Regions from separate parts of the Homo sapiens genome. Here region 1 is linked to region 2. A link is a loop called in an ENCODE intact Hi-C map of the cell type or tissue named here. Cell type or tissue: PC-9. All regions are shown on one strand.

Evidence for each region. Hi-C counts contacts between places; a loop is a spot of excess contacts. Peaks named below come from ENCODE experiments on the same cell type or tissue, not always from the same donor. Only the 100,000 strongest peaks of a DNase experiment are listed, where the experiment ranks them.
Region 1: it touches region 2 in a loop (15-fold over the local background); 2 of 110 quality-filtered maps call a loop at or near these places.

The regions. Positions count from the first base shown.
Region 1 is chr2:149,534,031-149,542,030 of GRCh38, reverse strand. No RefSeq gene overlaps it. Among named protein-coding and RNA genes, the nearest start is that of MMADHC-DT, 49 kb to the left of the region's middle. In PC-9, no CTCF peak of the experiment used is centred here; a DNase peak (open chromatin) is centred at 3,720.
Region 2 is chr2:149,033,157-149,041,156 of GRCh38, reverse strand. It overlaps LYPD6B (LY6/PLAUR domain containing 6B), which reads right to left and starts at 2,458. Exons shown (of 7, transcript NM_177964.5): 1 at 2,356-2,458. RefSeq lists enhancers at 1,966-2,025, 2,066-2,115, 3,329-3,388 and silencers at 2,196-2,355, 2,366-2,705. In PC-9, CTCF peaks have their summits at 313, 515 (motif pointing left) and 3,085; DNase peaks (open chromatin) are centred at 2,576 and 3,066; H3K4me3 peaks cover 2,520 bases; H3K27ac peaks cover 346 bases.

The DNA.
Region 1 (8,000 bases), 500 kb before region 2:
CAGGCCAGTGTTGCTGCAGAGGTGAGAAGGGGGAAAATGCGAGGGAACAAGCACCTCTAGAAGAGAGGGGCAGCCACACACAGGAGTTTGGATTTAACCTAAGTACAACAGACAGCCAAAATCTGCTGTGTATTTTTAAATGTATACATTTTAACATAAATTTAATTTTGTATAGATGCACGGATGAAAGTAAAGAGACCAACTGCAAGGTTGTTGCAGCAGTTAGGGAGAGAAGCTATGGCAGCCTGGATGAGGGTAGTAGCCAAGGTGACTAAAAAAAAAAAAAAAAAAAAAACAGGTTCAGGATCTACCTTGGAGTAAATCAATAAAATTTGCTAATAGATGGGATGTATGGATACGAAAAACAGAGAAATCAAATATTATCCCCAGATTTTGGCTTAATGGTGCCATATACTGAAATGAGAAAACTCAAGGAGGGAAAAGGAGGACTTCTACTGTATCTTCCGAGATTTCCCCTCAGTGTTCTACTCCGTGATTCAGTCCTTAACTATTTACTTATGTGTAAAACATTCTGCCTGGAATAATAATATCCATTTCTTCTTCTTGTGGGGATCATAACTGAGGGAGGGGCTAGGCCTGGGTAGTATTGAATAAGAGGAGCTCAAAAACGACTGTGAGGGAAGACAGGCTAGGATTTGCCATGAGAGAGGTACTAATAAAGTGCTACAAGAGTAGTGAGTGAGACTGTTTCTCACTGGACTAAGTGAGAAGAAAGGCACAATGGAGGAAGCTTTTTGAAATGGGTCTTATTGGAGAGAGATGGCATTTCAGGAAGAGGGAACACTGTTATCAAAGGCAAAGTGGTGGGGAAGTTCAGAGCATGTCCAAAGACCAGGACAGAGTGCAGTGTGGTTTTCATTAGTTGATTCATCCATTCATTCATTCAGCAAATATTTATTGAAAACTTAGTATATGCCAGGTCATGTGTTACCTGATGAAGATTCAAAGATGTCTGAGACACAGTCCTGTCCCTCAGGAACTTTACTGCCCTAGAGTGGTGTTGAATGAATTCAATGAATATATGGGAGAGAGATAAGAAAATGAATAGCTTACTCATACATTTTTAAAATTCATTCAAAAAATTGTTGGACGCATTATTGTGCACCCACTAGATGTATTGCTCTAGAACTTACACATTGTTCAAAGAAGACTTTTACAGTAATACGAATGGATGTGCTTATAGAAGTATTAGGAAAGGACTAACAAAGTTCACCTGGTTTCCACTAGGGATGTGATTGTGATAAGGCTTTACAAATAGCTCAACTTTTATGCTAGAGTAGATGGAGTTAAGACCAAAACATCAGGCAAGAGCCATACCATGGAGGGCCCCTAATGCCCATCCAGGAGTCTGGCTTAATTCAATTGGCACTGGGAAGTCATTGAGAATTTTTTACCACTTGAGTGACAGAATCAGAGCTTTAATTTGGCTCTTATTAATTTGATAAAGGCAGAGCTAAAATAAGGAGAAACGGGAGGCAAGAGGAGTTTTGCACACCTCTCAGTCTCCCAGAGGAAAAGTAATGAAGCTATGGTGTAAGGCAGTACCAATGCTCATGGAAAGCAGGAGGCAGATTCAGGAGACATTGCAGAGATTGAATAAGTGAGATGAGGCAGCTAACTCGTTACCCCTTCTTTGTTTCTACATCTAAGCATGACTATGGCTTCAAAAGTGAGTGGCCTTATTGGTAAAGATGTATAGAAACTGAAACCCTCCTATACCGCCGATGAGAATGTAAAATGGTACAGCCACTGTGGAAAGCTGCTTGGCAGTTCGTCAAAAAGTCAGACATAGAGCTAGTGTAAGACCCAGCAATTCCACTCTCAGGGATATACAAGAGAATGGGAAACATGCGTCCACACAAAAACCTGCATGGGAATATTTACAGCAGCATCATTCCTGACAGCCCTAAGTGGCAGCAACTCAAATATCCATCAACTGATGAGTAGGTAAAGAAAATGTGGTATATCCACAGAATGGAATATTAATCAGCTTTAAAAAGGAATAAAGTCCTAATTCCTGCTACAACATGGACAAACCTTGAAAACATTGTGCTAAGTGAAAGAAGCCTGACACAAAAAGCTACAGATTCTTTGATTCTATTTACATGAAGTGTCTGTCATAGGCCAATCCATAGAGAGAGAAAGTAGATTAGTGGCTCCCAAGTACTAGGGGGAGAGAGGGGTGAGAAATGACTGCTAATGGATTTGAGGTTCCTTTGTGAGATGATGATAACGTTCTAAAATTAGACATTAGTAATGATTGCACGATTCTTTGAATCCACCAAAACCCACTGAATTGTACACTTTGAAGGGTTTTTGTATTCATGTAAATATAAATGTAACATATTTCATGGTATGTGAATTGAATCTCAATGCAGATGCTATTTTAAAAAGGGAGTGACTTTAAGACTGCTGATAGCATTACCACGATACAGTGAGAACAAGGAGGAGCAGATTTAGGAAAAAGGTGATTTTGAGACATATTAAATATTAAGTTAAGGCATTTATAAGACTTTTAGATAGAAATATTCATACTGAAGATGTTTATCTGCAGCTTTAAAAGAGGTAGCTCTTCAAATGCAGGTGGTTCTAAATGGGAAAAAATATAAAAATTAAAAAGAGGTAGATACGTGTATTGTCCGCACAGAAATGATTATTGGAACCACAGAAGTTGATAAAACTAAACCTCTGAGTGAGAAAGTGCAGAGAGAAGAGACTAAGCCAAGATAAAATCTCGAAAATTGCTATAGGAAGGCAACAAGGGAGAAAACGAAATTCCAGGAAGAAGAACTATTTGAAAAAGGTCTCTGGAAAGAAGGAGCCTAGAACACATGGAGACCTAAAATATAAGGCCAATGTGGTAGAGCCCAGAGGCACGTCAGGGGACAAGGTGAGACATGATGAGTCCTCAGAGGTGAGTTCCTACAACCTTTGTAGGCAAGGCTAAGGTTAAGGCAGGGTTCACCTAAGAACAATATGAAGCTATTCAGCAAGGAGCATCGTAGTTAGATTTGAATTTCCAACAATCACTCTGGCCATGGTGTGGAGAACAATTTGGAGAGGGTTCAATCAAAATAATCCTGGTGGGAGACACTATTAATAAGTTGGACAAGGTTGGTGGTAGAGTAGTTCTGAGCTGAATAATTTAGGGGTCATCATCATCTGGATGGTCAGTGAAGCCTCGGAGTGAATGAGATTGATTAGGGAGAGAGAATACAGCAAGAAGCAAAGAAGACCAGTTTAGGACGATAAGACTGAGGGCCACAGTGAACTTATAGAACATCTGTACTTAATGGCCATATTGAGGAGAATGAGCCACTAAATGAGAGAGAGAAGTGTTTGTCATAGAAGTAGAAGAACGTCAGCATAATGCAGTGTCATGGAAACCAAGGCAAGAGGGTGTTTCAAAGAGAAAGGAACAACCAGCAAGGAAGAGTGGTTTGGGTGCTGCTGAGAACTCAGTAAGGATAAAGACTGAAAAATGTTCGTTGTGAAAATTTCATATCATTCCATGGCAAAAGTGTTTCATAAAGAGATTAAATTACAAACCTCAGAACCAGACACAACCTTTTAATGAGGAGGCGTGACCAGTGTTGAACGCTGTTAAACACTGTTCATGAATGTTAAAAGAAGTGTCTGATGCTGATTAGGGAACCTGAGACTTGGTGGCCTTCCAAGTAGCTTTAGTAATAAGCCATGACTCACCCACCTGAAGGGTGTTCTAGAGATGAAGTTTCCAAACCCATAGTACCCTGGCTCCTAGAACTTCCACCCAAAGAAGTCCAGGAATGCGGACATGAGCTGGGAATGCCCATTATCCTGCTAATCTCTAAAAACAGAGAGGGTAAACACACACATTTGACTCGTCAAATCTTTTGGTAGTGCAAAACCATGTTGGTTTTTTTTTTTTTTCTTTTTTCTTTGAGTCGGAGTCTTACTCTGTCGCCCAGGCTGGAGTGCAGTGACGCGAACTTGGCTCACTGCAACCTCCGCCTCCCAGGTTCAAGCAATTCTCCTGAGGCTGAGCAATACTCAGCCTCCCGAGTAGCTGGGATTATAGGTGCACACCACCATGCATGGCTAATTTTGTATTTTAGTAGAGATGGGGTTTCACCATGTTGGCCAGGCTGATCTCAAACTCCTGACCCCTGGTGGTCCATCCGCCTCGGCCTCCCAAAGTGCTGGGATTATAGGCATGCCGGCTAACCATGTATATTTCTTAATTAATAAGTTCATCTTACCCTCTTTCACATATCCCACTTCTACTTCCAACACCTAAAAGTTCATGCTCTCATTTATTTTTGCTGAAGGTATAATTGGTCAGTTTTGGAGGATTTAACCAATTAGAAGTGTAACAATACTAGCAATGTAAATTATAGCATCATCAACCATTTTTGTAAAATTGTCATAATCCAGTAATGACTTCAGTGTTGACTGTTATCAGTGAGGTAGGATGGTGATTTTCTGTTATTTAAGGTAATTCAATCCAAGCAGAACATACACATTATGAAAATTTATACTTTCAGCTAGATCTATTTTACATGCATTTGAAAGCTAGCTGTATTTAATCACTTTTTATTACATAAACTAATGATGTGGGTAATGTTGTTGATTTTTTATTCATCTCTTAATGGGTAGTTTCAGAGCAAAGGCACATAAGTATCCTGCTACAGCGCTGCTAACTGATATGATCAAAGTCATATAGGAAGATGCCAAATCATTCATCAAGAACCACAACCCCAAGTTACAGGGAAGATAAAATGAAACTGAAAGGTATTTATAGGATGTCTTGCAATTGCTCAAGAAATATTAAAGTATCTTTCAATTTGATTGCAGGTAACTTAAAAGTATACTGTGGGTAAAAGCTTGGCTACCTTACCAAACTTCTCTTTCCAAATGTAATTAATAAAGTTTGGCTTACAGAATGTGTGCATACTTTCAAATTAATGTGCAGTGAGCCCTTACTTTTTCAGAGGCCATAGCTTGGTAACAATGTTTTGGGATTGTATAGAGCCTCCACTTCCCTTCCTCTTTTTCTCCTCTTTGTTTTTTCTGCTGCCTACTTTCCAGATAGGTCATCCCTTGTTAGTGCTTCCACTTGGCAAAGGAGCAGAGAAAGGAGCTGAAACTTAACTCCATTCATTTTACCCTTGCTAGCAGCAATGGTAGAAGATTTATTACAGGAAGATGTTGAAAGTATTGGCTGAAATGAAGTACAGGGAATATAGTATATTTCAATTACTTGAGCTCTCACTCTGTTCTTTAGCCAAATAATCCAGTCCCAGGCATGCAGTCAGCTGTTCAAGTTTAATTATCTCAAGTGTGGTGTGTCCACATACACTGCTTCCCCCATCTTCCCCCACTCTATCTACCCAACTTCTTCAGCAGTCCTGTGCTTTAAATACAGCCTAAACAAAGACAGCACAGTGAAGTCTAGCTTCCCAATGGGTTCACAGCATTCTAGAAAAAGCAAGAAATTATAGCATTAAGGACACAGTCCTTAGAGGTGGCTCTGAATCAACTGGGGATCTTGTTAAAATGCAAATTCTAACTCAGTGAGTCTGGAGTGGGGCCTATGATTTTGCATTTCTTTTTTTTTTTTTTTTTTTTTTTTTTTTGAGACAGAGTCTCGCTCTGTCGCCCAGGCTGGAGTGCAGTGGCGTGATCTCGGCTCACTGCAAGCTCCGCCTCCCGGGTTCACGCAATTCTCCTGCCTCAGCCTCCCAAGTAGCTGGGACTACAGGCACCCGCCACCACACCTGGCTAATTTTTTGTATTTTTAGTAGAGACGGGGTTTCGCCGTGTTAGCCAGGATGGTCTCCATCTCCTGACATCGTGTTCCGCCCACCTCGGCCTCCCAAAGTGCTGGGATTACAGGCGTAACCCACTGCGCCCGGCCCGATTTTGCATTTCTAACAAGTTCTCACATGATGCTATCATCTTTGGTCTATGGATCCAAACATTTTGAGTAGAAAAGGCTTAGGCAAATTGTGGTATTCCTTGATAAGCAATAGATAAGAGCTCATTCTACTTTTACATAAGGTTCAGAATATAGGTAATCAAATAAAGATCCTCCCTGGTACATTTTTATTCAAATACAGAGCGATATATATTTTGCTATACATCAGCGGGTTTCAGGCATGTTTTATTAAGAGCAGCAGAATTCCTTTCTCAAAATAAATATTTTATAAAACTGTAAAGAAAAAACAGGCAAAAGTGGCGACATAGAAGGAGGAGCCCTTAAACTCTGCCTATTTGGCCTCCTTCTCAGTGTCCTGCAGCCAGAAGTATCTCAGCAGAACTCTGTTTTCCAAAGGATATAGATAAAATCCCATTGCTTTAGGCCACAGTTTATATATCTTGGCCAGTGTCATAAGGTAGCATACATTCATTCAGCACATATTTATTGAGCACCTACTATGTGCCAAGCACATAGAAGAGTTTACATTCTAGTGGGAAAGAGAACCAGTAAACAATAAACAGGATGAATAAGTAAATCATGTAATACATTAAGGAGATAAGAGCTAGAGAGGAAAATGGAGGACAGAGCCAGAGGAGTCAGGAGTGCTGGTGTGGGGTGGGGCAGGTGCAACTGTAAATGGGTGCTCACGGGAGGCCTCACTGAGACAGTGATACAAGCAAAGACTTGAAGGTGAGCCAATGCTACAATAATGGTGGATGGACTCACTGTAAAAGGTTGCTGCTGAGTCCCACCCTATGTGAGGTTGGCCTGGAGGCCATCTAAAGACAATCCATGATGGTAATTGCTCTTGCAGACCACTTGGCCTGATTCATATTTCTTGGATCTCAAGAGAACATGAAGCCACACACTAGTTTTTGCGCCCTGCCATCTTGCAGAAATCAATCAAGATCTTGGAGTTGGTATCAATTATCCATTTGTGCATTTGTCAATCATGTATTAATTGTCCATCATGCTGGGAGCCTTGTGCTAGCAGAGTTCAATCAGCTGAGGTCCTACCTGTTCCTCAAGAAGCTTGCAACCTAGCCACAGGTGCAGGTGCATGAAATGGCAATCCCAAAACAATGCATTAGATGCAAATTAAAGTTATACGCGTGGGTAATGAGAGGTCAGCGGGCATCAACCCAGACGTGGGGTGGGGGGGCGTCTCATAAGATCACGTGACATGAAGGATGAGTAGGCTTCGGTGCTGGCAGCCTGCCTTCCACCTTAACAAACTCACTGGCTAAATAATTGCCCTGCACAAGTCTGAAACCCTTTATAAATATCAGGTTCTGACTTAGGGCTGTTGTTTTTTTTCCAAATAGTTGTTCATTGAAGTAAATTGTTACCTTCAGATATTTCTGCACTATGCATTGGTGAAATGTTTTTCTTCGTTTATAGGGTAATTTATTTTGCTATATGTTCATTGTGCGTGACACTTCATCATGCTGTAACGCATTTTCTTGATTGTCTGTGGAGTTACTCAGGGATAATAAATGTGTTGCTACATTTTTTAGAATGAAAAATGTCTTGGGTGGGAGAGCAATAGAGAGAGGGAGGGCAGGGGAGAAGGAGGGAGAAAGAGACAGGTGTATAGAGAGAAAGGCAGAGAGCAAACAACAATGAGCCCAGAGCAGGGAGAGGAAAAGTACATTTTGTCCTTATGACATAGCATCCAAGCCATGCTTATACCCAAGTGATACAGCATCACTCATGCCAGGAAGCCCCAGAAGTCATCGTGCTGGCAGTCATCTCTGGCACTTTTGTCCTGAAACAAGTTGCCTGGAAGAGGAACTGGATAGATGGTATGATAACCCAGCTCAAGGGATTTGTGTTTCCCTCAGACCAGACTTTTCAATGAAGAGATCAAAGAGGAAATCTCAGAACAGAAACCAGGTTTCAAAGGATGTCACCAGAGCTGTGCACATGGGCCTGGGTGATTCCTTTGTCCTACAGTCCCATCCTGGCCTTTCCAGGATGCCACCCAGACTTCCTCTGGCTGTGGTCCTCTGACATA
Region 2 (8,000 bases):
CCTAGAATTTTTCTCCTAGACCAGCCCTTCTCATTTTCTTTTTTTTTTTTTTTTTTTTGAGACGGAGTCTTGCTCTGCTGCCCAGGCTGGAGCTCATTTTCAATTCAAAGCTCAACTACAGTTTCTTTGGGGAGTCTTCACTACGTCCCCAGACAGATGAGTCCTAGACGATGTTATCCTCATATCTGTCTTTCCAACTAGACTGTGAGCTTCTCAAAAGCAAGCATTTTCGCCCTTGGCAGAGGCCCTGGCATATGTTGAGCATTTATTATATGTCGAATGAATGAATAAACAAAAAACAATGAATGAAAAGATGGACACACAGGATGCCCTCCATGCATTAGATGAAGACTTGACTGATGGAATACGGCCCTCAGGCTGTCTACATTCTACTGCAGACTACCTTTAGGCGCTGGTGAGCAAAGACAGAGATAGTAAAATGAACATGTCCTGTTTTGTCAGACTTCTCATTGGGAATTGCGCCCCCTACCGACATGCCTTGCAGCAGAGGTGGGCCAGTCTATCAATCACAGTCGGTCATGTGCCCATTCCTGTTGTGTAAACCTCTCCCTGTCTGCTGAGATGGCTTGGTTCTGTTTTGGTCCAGTATGTCAATAAGATTGCTATAAGGGGCCGGGTGCAGTGGCTCACTCCTATAATCCCAGCACTTTGGGAGGCCAAGACGGGCAGATCACTTGAGGTTAGGAGTTCGAGACCAGCCTGGCCAACATGGTGAAACCTCATCTCCACTAAAAATACAAAAATTAGTCCCACGTGGTGGCCGGCGCCTGTAACTCCAGCTACTTGGGAGGCTGAGGCAGGATAATCGCTTGGACCTGGGAGGTGGAGGTTGCATGCAGTGAGCCGAGATCACACCACTGCACTCCAGCCTGGGTGACAGAGTGAGAGTCTGTCTCAAAAGAAAAAAAAAAAAAGAGAGAGAGAGAGAGAGACAGAGAGAGACTGCTATACGGATAGAGAAGATGGGATTCTCTCTCTCCCTCTTTGTCTCTGTCTCTCTCTCTGAAGGAGCAGATAAGCCTGAAGGTGCAAGTCCTATTTATCGTCCATACTAAGAACCAGTAAACACAGAGAGAAAAACAGCTAAGATATACAAGAGAGAGAACTAGCCCTGGAACCTTGTATGAGCCTCTGGAACTAGCTATAGCTTTAAACTGAAACCCTCGACCTTTTCATTTATGTGACCCAATCAATTTCTACATAGTATAAGGCAATTTTCAAGTGACCAAAACCCAACCCAAAGAAAACAATTCTGACAAATACGATGGGTAATGATGAGGGCAGTCTGACAACACCCCCTCCATCTGCAGGGCCCGTGCACTGGCAGCCCTAATCTTGGCCTCTGTGATGCTGTCAGCAAGTAAGGCATCCTGGAGGAAGCCTAACCATGAACAAGTCAGGGTGGGAAAGAATGCCCCCACCCCACAACACACACATCACCACATCAACACAAAGGGGGAAAAATCAAGCAGTATGCTATGTACTCCATGAACATCATATAACCTAAGTCTGTTGTAATGATTATAATATTAATAATACCTATTTTACTTTAAGGGAACTGAGGCTCAGAGCAGTTCAGTAACTTGCCCAAGGTCACACAGCTAGTTACTGGAATTTAAATAGCATTCTAGACTTTTCCCACTCTCTGATCCCCTGGCCTTGGGAGGTGGACAGCACCCCTCCACCCACCAGCTCCCCCCAAACGCCACAGGGCATACAGACCTGAAGCCTCACAACCCAAGCCCCCTGGAGTCAGAGCAGCCTCCAGACCCGGCTTTTGAGAAGCCCCAGGTAACTAACCAATGTGTAAGGTAGGTTATTCAACAACAAAAGTAAAGAGCCGGGGCAAGGGAAGCGGCGGCACCCAAGCTGGTCGCGCGTGAAGCGCTGCAGGGGGAAACACTGGAGCTGGCACGCTCGCTCTTGGCCCCACGATCGGCCTTGAACCCCAGCCCCAGCTCCGCGCTCTCTCCAGCAGTTTGACCCCCAGTATCTCCTCTCCCCTCGGCTCTGCCGAAGTCACTGGCCCCGCAGGGCTCTGGACGATTAGAGACCCACACCGCTCCAGCCTTGCCCCGGCCCCCTGCTCCCGTCCCGTCCAGATGTTGGCAGCTGCTCGCCTCGAGGCAGCGACCAGACCCCGACCCCGCCACTGCGCCGCGGCCCCGCGGCCCCGCGGCCCCGCGGCCCCGCGAGCTCCTGGCTGCCCCAGCGCGCCCAGAAGGGGCGCAGCGCATCTCCCGCCGCAGTCGCGCGGCCCCGCACTCGCTCCGGCGCGGGGTGAGCCGTCCCGAACCCACCACCGCCCCCGCCTGCTGCGCTGGCCCAGCTCACCTCGCCGCCCGCGCCCACCGAGCCTCTCGGCGCCCTCACCCGGCTCCCGGCCCAGGCTCCCAGCGCACCCGCCTGGGGCCGGCGTTGGCTGCTACCGCGCGGGGCGGGGCGCGGCTCCTCCCTGCCCTGAACCACCTGGGGCGCGGGAGGGGGCCGGGCCGGGACAGGTGAGCCTCGCCCGCGAGGGAGCAGCCCCGGGCCCGGCTCCGCTGGGAAACCGCAGGGCTCCACCACGAGGTTGAAAGGAGGCCCAGGCGGGCGGCAGTGTGGTAGTGGCCAGCGCTGGGGAGGCGGCAAGGAGCCTGTTCCCACCCAGCCAGCCCGGCTCAGGAAGTGAAAGAAGCACGGGATTCGGACCCCACCCAGCTTAAAGAGGGGAGGGTCCAACCCCTTTCTTCCTAGAAAACCAATGTAGAAACGAGGAGTGCAGACCCTCGGGAGTGAAAATGATTGGGCCAAGGGTGCAGGTGAGTTAGTTCAGGATTGGAAGAACTCTGAAAGACCTTTTTTGACCATTCCATCCAACCCCGTCCCCACCTTGCCCACCCGTCAAGTGATTCCCTCCCCCTTTTTAAATAATGACATTAAGCTATAAATAAGATAATTTCATATAGTGACGTCCTCCCCACCCCTGGACGGTAAGCCCCAGGAGAGGCAGGAACCTTACCCGTCCACTACTGAATCACCAGAGCTTTGAAAACTCAGGGCATTTAATACCTGATGAACAGACTAGGTGGCGCCCAGTCTTTTGCGTCCAGCGTTAGACTGGTCCCCTCGGCCCAGAGCTGCTCCAGCATCATTCCAAGCTTACTAGGGAGAATCCAGAGGCAAGCTGTTAGATTCCGGGCCACCTGTCCTCTCTCTACTGCTTACTCCCCACCCACTGCCAGCCAGGCAGCTGGGATGTGGGAGGTCTACACTCCCAGGGCACCTTATAGTGGTCAAGCAAATCTTTAACTTCTGAAGATGCCACAGACAGGAGAACTCTGAAATAAAACACTGTCCGGCCAGCCTTGCACTGTGGAAACACAGCTCAGAGTATGGGCCACTGACCCAAGATTCCATGGCTGGTAGCAAAGCTGATCCTGGGTCTGCATTTCTAAAGACAGTTGGCTGGTCTGGGGCCTTTGAGGGGCTGCTGGTTATGCCTGCAGTGGGGAAACCTGGGTACAGAACTTCTGCAGAAGTGGGGTCTGGGTTTGGTCCTCTGCTGAGACTTCTAATCTGTCTTTCCAGACCTCTGAGGTCAAGCATCTCCTGAGCCAGCTTGCATTTATTGAGGCCCCTGACAACCGCAAAAACAAAAACAATGGTATTTTTAGGTGTTCCATTTAACAAATGGCCTTCACTCACACACACACACACACACACACACACACACACACACACACACGAGGTAATGTGTCATGCTGCTCCTCACATGTTAATTTCAAGACTCGTTAAAAAAATCCATTCCGTGAAAAAATTCATTTCACTGCAGAAAGCACTGTACAACTTTAAAGTTGTATGGAGAACATTCCTTCTTATGACTATTTCAGTACACTTCCGTGACTATATATTAAACCTCCAAGGCCAAAATGGGAGGATCTCTATTAAGGTGAGGTCAGGGCCAAGAAGACTGCTCCACCCCTCCACTGACAACAAGCCCAACACTCTTAAGGTCTAGACACCCCACCCCTTCAGTGGGTTCTGCACATATGGGTATTTCAGATCTGGTGTTACCTGGCTGGCTACGTCACACTGGGCAAGGCCAACCTAGAAAAGGTTATATGGGATGCCCCACCTAGGTGTGCCCTACCTCAGTTGCTACTCCCTCTATGGTGGCAGGGAATCTGGTGTCCCAGGGTGGAGCTGTGGTGGGGCCTGCACTTTGGGACAGCCACTTGCACCAGCAGGTAGGGCTGAGCAAAGGAGCACCTCTGGGTCTCACTCACATGAAATGGACCTAGACCTTTTTTTGTGTTGGTTTCAGTCAGTAGAGCATGTGATCCCCTGTGATTTAAAATCCTGCTGCTGTGCGTGTGATCTTGGCTGGGCCAGCCTGCTAAGTGATGCCACCCAGACAGGCCTGAGAATCATCAGGAGGGTACAGGTTCTGCCCCAGTGCTTGCTTGCTTGCACGTGATCTCTCCCTCCCCACCCCACTCTCTCTCCTGTGCTTGCTGAGCAGCCTTGGGCATGTTCCTCAATTGTGTGTTTTTCCTACTTGGAAAATGTGCAGCCATGAAATCAGACAAGATCTCTGTTTGAAGTTTTTTGCTTAAAAGGGGTATCTGAAATAAGAAGTTCTGATACTGTTGTGTGGCTAAGTTAAATAATCCACGTAAAGTGCTTGAGCACAGCGCCAGCACAAAGCACCTGCTCAGTGAACAGTAGCTCTGCCTAGCAGTGCAAAGAGAGCCAGCCCACTTCTGATCAACATTAAAATGCTGGAAATAGGGACAAAACCACTGATAGACTTCATAAGACTCTAGAATGAATTAATTAATCTTTACAAATAACTATTTATTGCTATTCTCTACTGGTCTCTAGGAGAATGATATTTGAACTAGAAAATCTTCAGTTTCTGCTCTATCTCTAGTTCTCTGATAATATAATGAAATATAAATTATCCAAAGAAGCAACAATCCAAAAAACTTCTGAGCCTTAGGATATATTTACCTTCCTAATTTTTCCTGTCTTTACTTAGGACTCAACATGTATATTAATAATGTATATCTAGCCGGGCGTGGTGACGGGCACCTGTAATCCCAGTTACTTGGGAGGCTGAGGCAGGAGAATTGCTTGAACCCAGGAGGCAGAGGTTGCAGTGAGCCGAGATCCTGCCATTGCACTCCAGCCTGGACCACAACAGTGAAACTCCATCTCAAAAAAAATAAAATAAAATAAAAAATACTGTATATCATTTTCTGAGGACATTTTTCAATGAGACAATGTGTGTAGCATTCCTGGCACATAGTAGTGTAGCAGGACGAGTCGCAGAGAAAACTCCTCAGACACCAGATTAAAGAAGGAAGAGTTTTTTTTATTTGGCCAGGAGCATCGGCAGACTCATGTCTTAAGAGCCGAGCTCCCCGAAAAAGAAATTCCTGGCCCTTTTAAGGGCTTACAACTCTAAGGGGTCTACATGAAAAAGTCATAATAGATCAAGTAAGCGTGAGGAACGTAACTGGGGGCTACATACATCAGCTAACAGAACAAAAAGTTTTACAGTGCTTTCTCATACAACATCTGGAATTTACAGATAACACCAGTAGTTTTGGTCAGGGGTTAATATTATTATTATTTTAACCACCAGGGCCAGGTGGTGGTGCCAAGGTCGTCTAGCTATTTATCTTACTTCTGTTTCTTTCCAACTTTTTGCTTTCTCCCTTTTCTCCTGTCTTATAAACTAGGGAAAAGGGGAGGTTGGGGAGAAACTGGGAAGGACAACAGGAGAAGTGGTGGCCTCATACCATAGTAGCTGCTTACTTAATTATGACTAATATAAGGAGGTATAGGGAAGTGGCCAGAAATATTAGGAGCAGAAAGTGCCATGAATTCAAGTAGGCAAAACTGATAACCACTTTATCAGGCAGCCCAGATTTTAAGTTCACACTGGCTCTGGAATCAGACTGTTTGAGTTCAAATTCAGCCACAACTTACAATGCATGTTAATCTCTCTATGCCTCAGTGTCCTCACCTATACAATGAGACAACAATATGAGAATTTCATAGAAAAGCTGAGACACAGAAATAGCATAATAACTGACCTTTAGTGAGCAGCTGCTTCATGCCTGGCTCAAGTGAATGCTTACATTCTCTTTCAAGGGTTAACCTTAAAGTAGGAATTCTTAATCAAAAGCCACAGACCCTGCAACTGAATTTGAAGTTCTGTGTCTGTATACGTTTTTACTAAACAGAACATCCACAGCTGTTGTAAGACTTGCAAAGCCATTTGGGTCTCAGGAATAGTTAGGAGTCACTGCCTTCCAGACATAGCCGGGACAGGAGTTTTGGAGTTGGAAGATCTGTTAGAGACTGTGCAGACCACCATTCCCAAACATCCTTGAAGGGGAGGATCACTTGGATGCCTGCTCATGACAGAGTTCACTCCTAAACATTCTCATTCGGGAGAGCAGAGTGGCTTTTGAATGAGCACTCCGGGGGCTACTCACCACAGGCAAGCCTGGGAAACTGATCCCACCCAACCTTCTCATTTCACGGGTCAGGAAACAGGCCCATCTCACAGGTCAGGAAACAGGCCCAGAGATAAGGACAGCTCGAAACAGTTCCCACCCCACGTCAGTCAAGGGCCTCCCTTACCTGTAAGTTAAGTCTTCACCCCGTCTGAACAAAGGAAGGGAAATGTCACTCCTTCCCACAACCCCAGTTCACACAAGGAGCACTCTGAAAACAAAATCGGGCTTCTCTTAGGAGGAGAGTAAGAAGTGCAGCTGGCCAGGCACAGTGGCTCACACCTGTAACCCCAGCACTTTGGGAGGCCAAGACGGGCAGATCACTTGAGGTCAGGGGTTTGAGACCAGCCTAGGCAACATGGCAAAAACCCTTCTCTACTAAAAATACAAAAATTAGCAGGGCATGGTGGCGGGTGCCCATAATCCCAGCTACTCAGGAGACTGAGGGAGGAGAAGCGCTTGAACCCGGGAGGCAGAGGTTGCAGTGAGTTGAGATCGCACCACTGCACTCCAGCCTGGGCAACAGAGCGAGACTCCATTCCCACCCCCGACCCGACCCCCACAAAAAAAAAAAAACAGTGCAGCCACCTCTGTGTTAGCTGCTTAAATCTTAAGGAAGCCTAGACCCCTGTTGACACAGGATTGCAGATACCTCACTCCAGCCAGCGGGCGGGGGTGTGTCCTCCTACACACACACACACACACATACACACACACACCCTCTCACATTTCTCATTGTATGCAGCATTACTATTTGAACAGCTGACGCTATTCAGCGATCACGTTCAGGTAACAGCCTGCAAAAATGTAAATGTGTTGTCCCACTTCCTAAAGCCACACACTAATTAGACACTAACCAGGGGACTTGACAGGGAATTTCAGTGGTGCCATTTAGTTGTGTGAGCCCCATAGTGGGAAATACTTCTTTCCACGCAGATCTCAGCAGGAACTGAATCTGAAGCAAGAACAGGGCAGGCAGCTGCCTCAGCAAGAGTGGTTATCAAAGTTATGCTTCAAAAATGTCCATGTTAAATGTGACACCCAAAAATGTCAGCTCCAGAATAATCAGGCAAAATTCAGAATCATCTGTTATTGACCAGTGAAATTCTCTCCAGGCTTACCAAGGGCAGGCAAGGATGTGCGTGTTTCTTTGGGTTTTTGATGTTCACCGGTCGCAGAGTCCTGATGTAGTAAAAAGTTGAAATAACCTCCCCAAAGTGAGTTGGGCATACCCCTCACGTACGAGGCCAGCAAGCAGTTTTTCCAAGGTGGCAGGTAGCAGCAGCTCCATTTCACTGAGAAGACAATTCTAAAAAGATACAGGTGGCCTGCTCAGACCTGTGCTTGACCCTGAGTTTGGGCAGCAAATCAGCTTTTCCATATTTACCCCTCTATTATTTTTTATACTCTTGGGGCCTGTGGATCCACGTGAATTTGCTTGGCTGTTTAAAACACATCAGCCAGGAT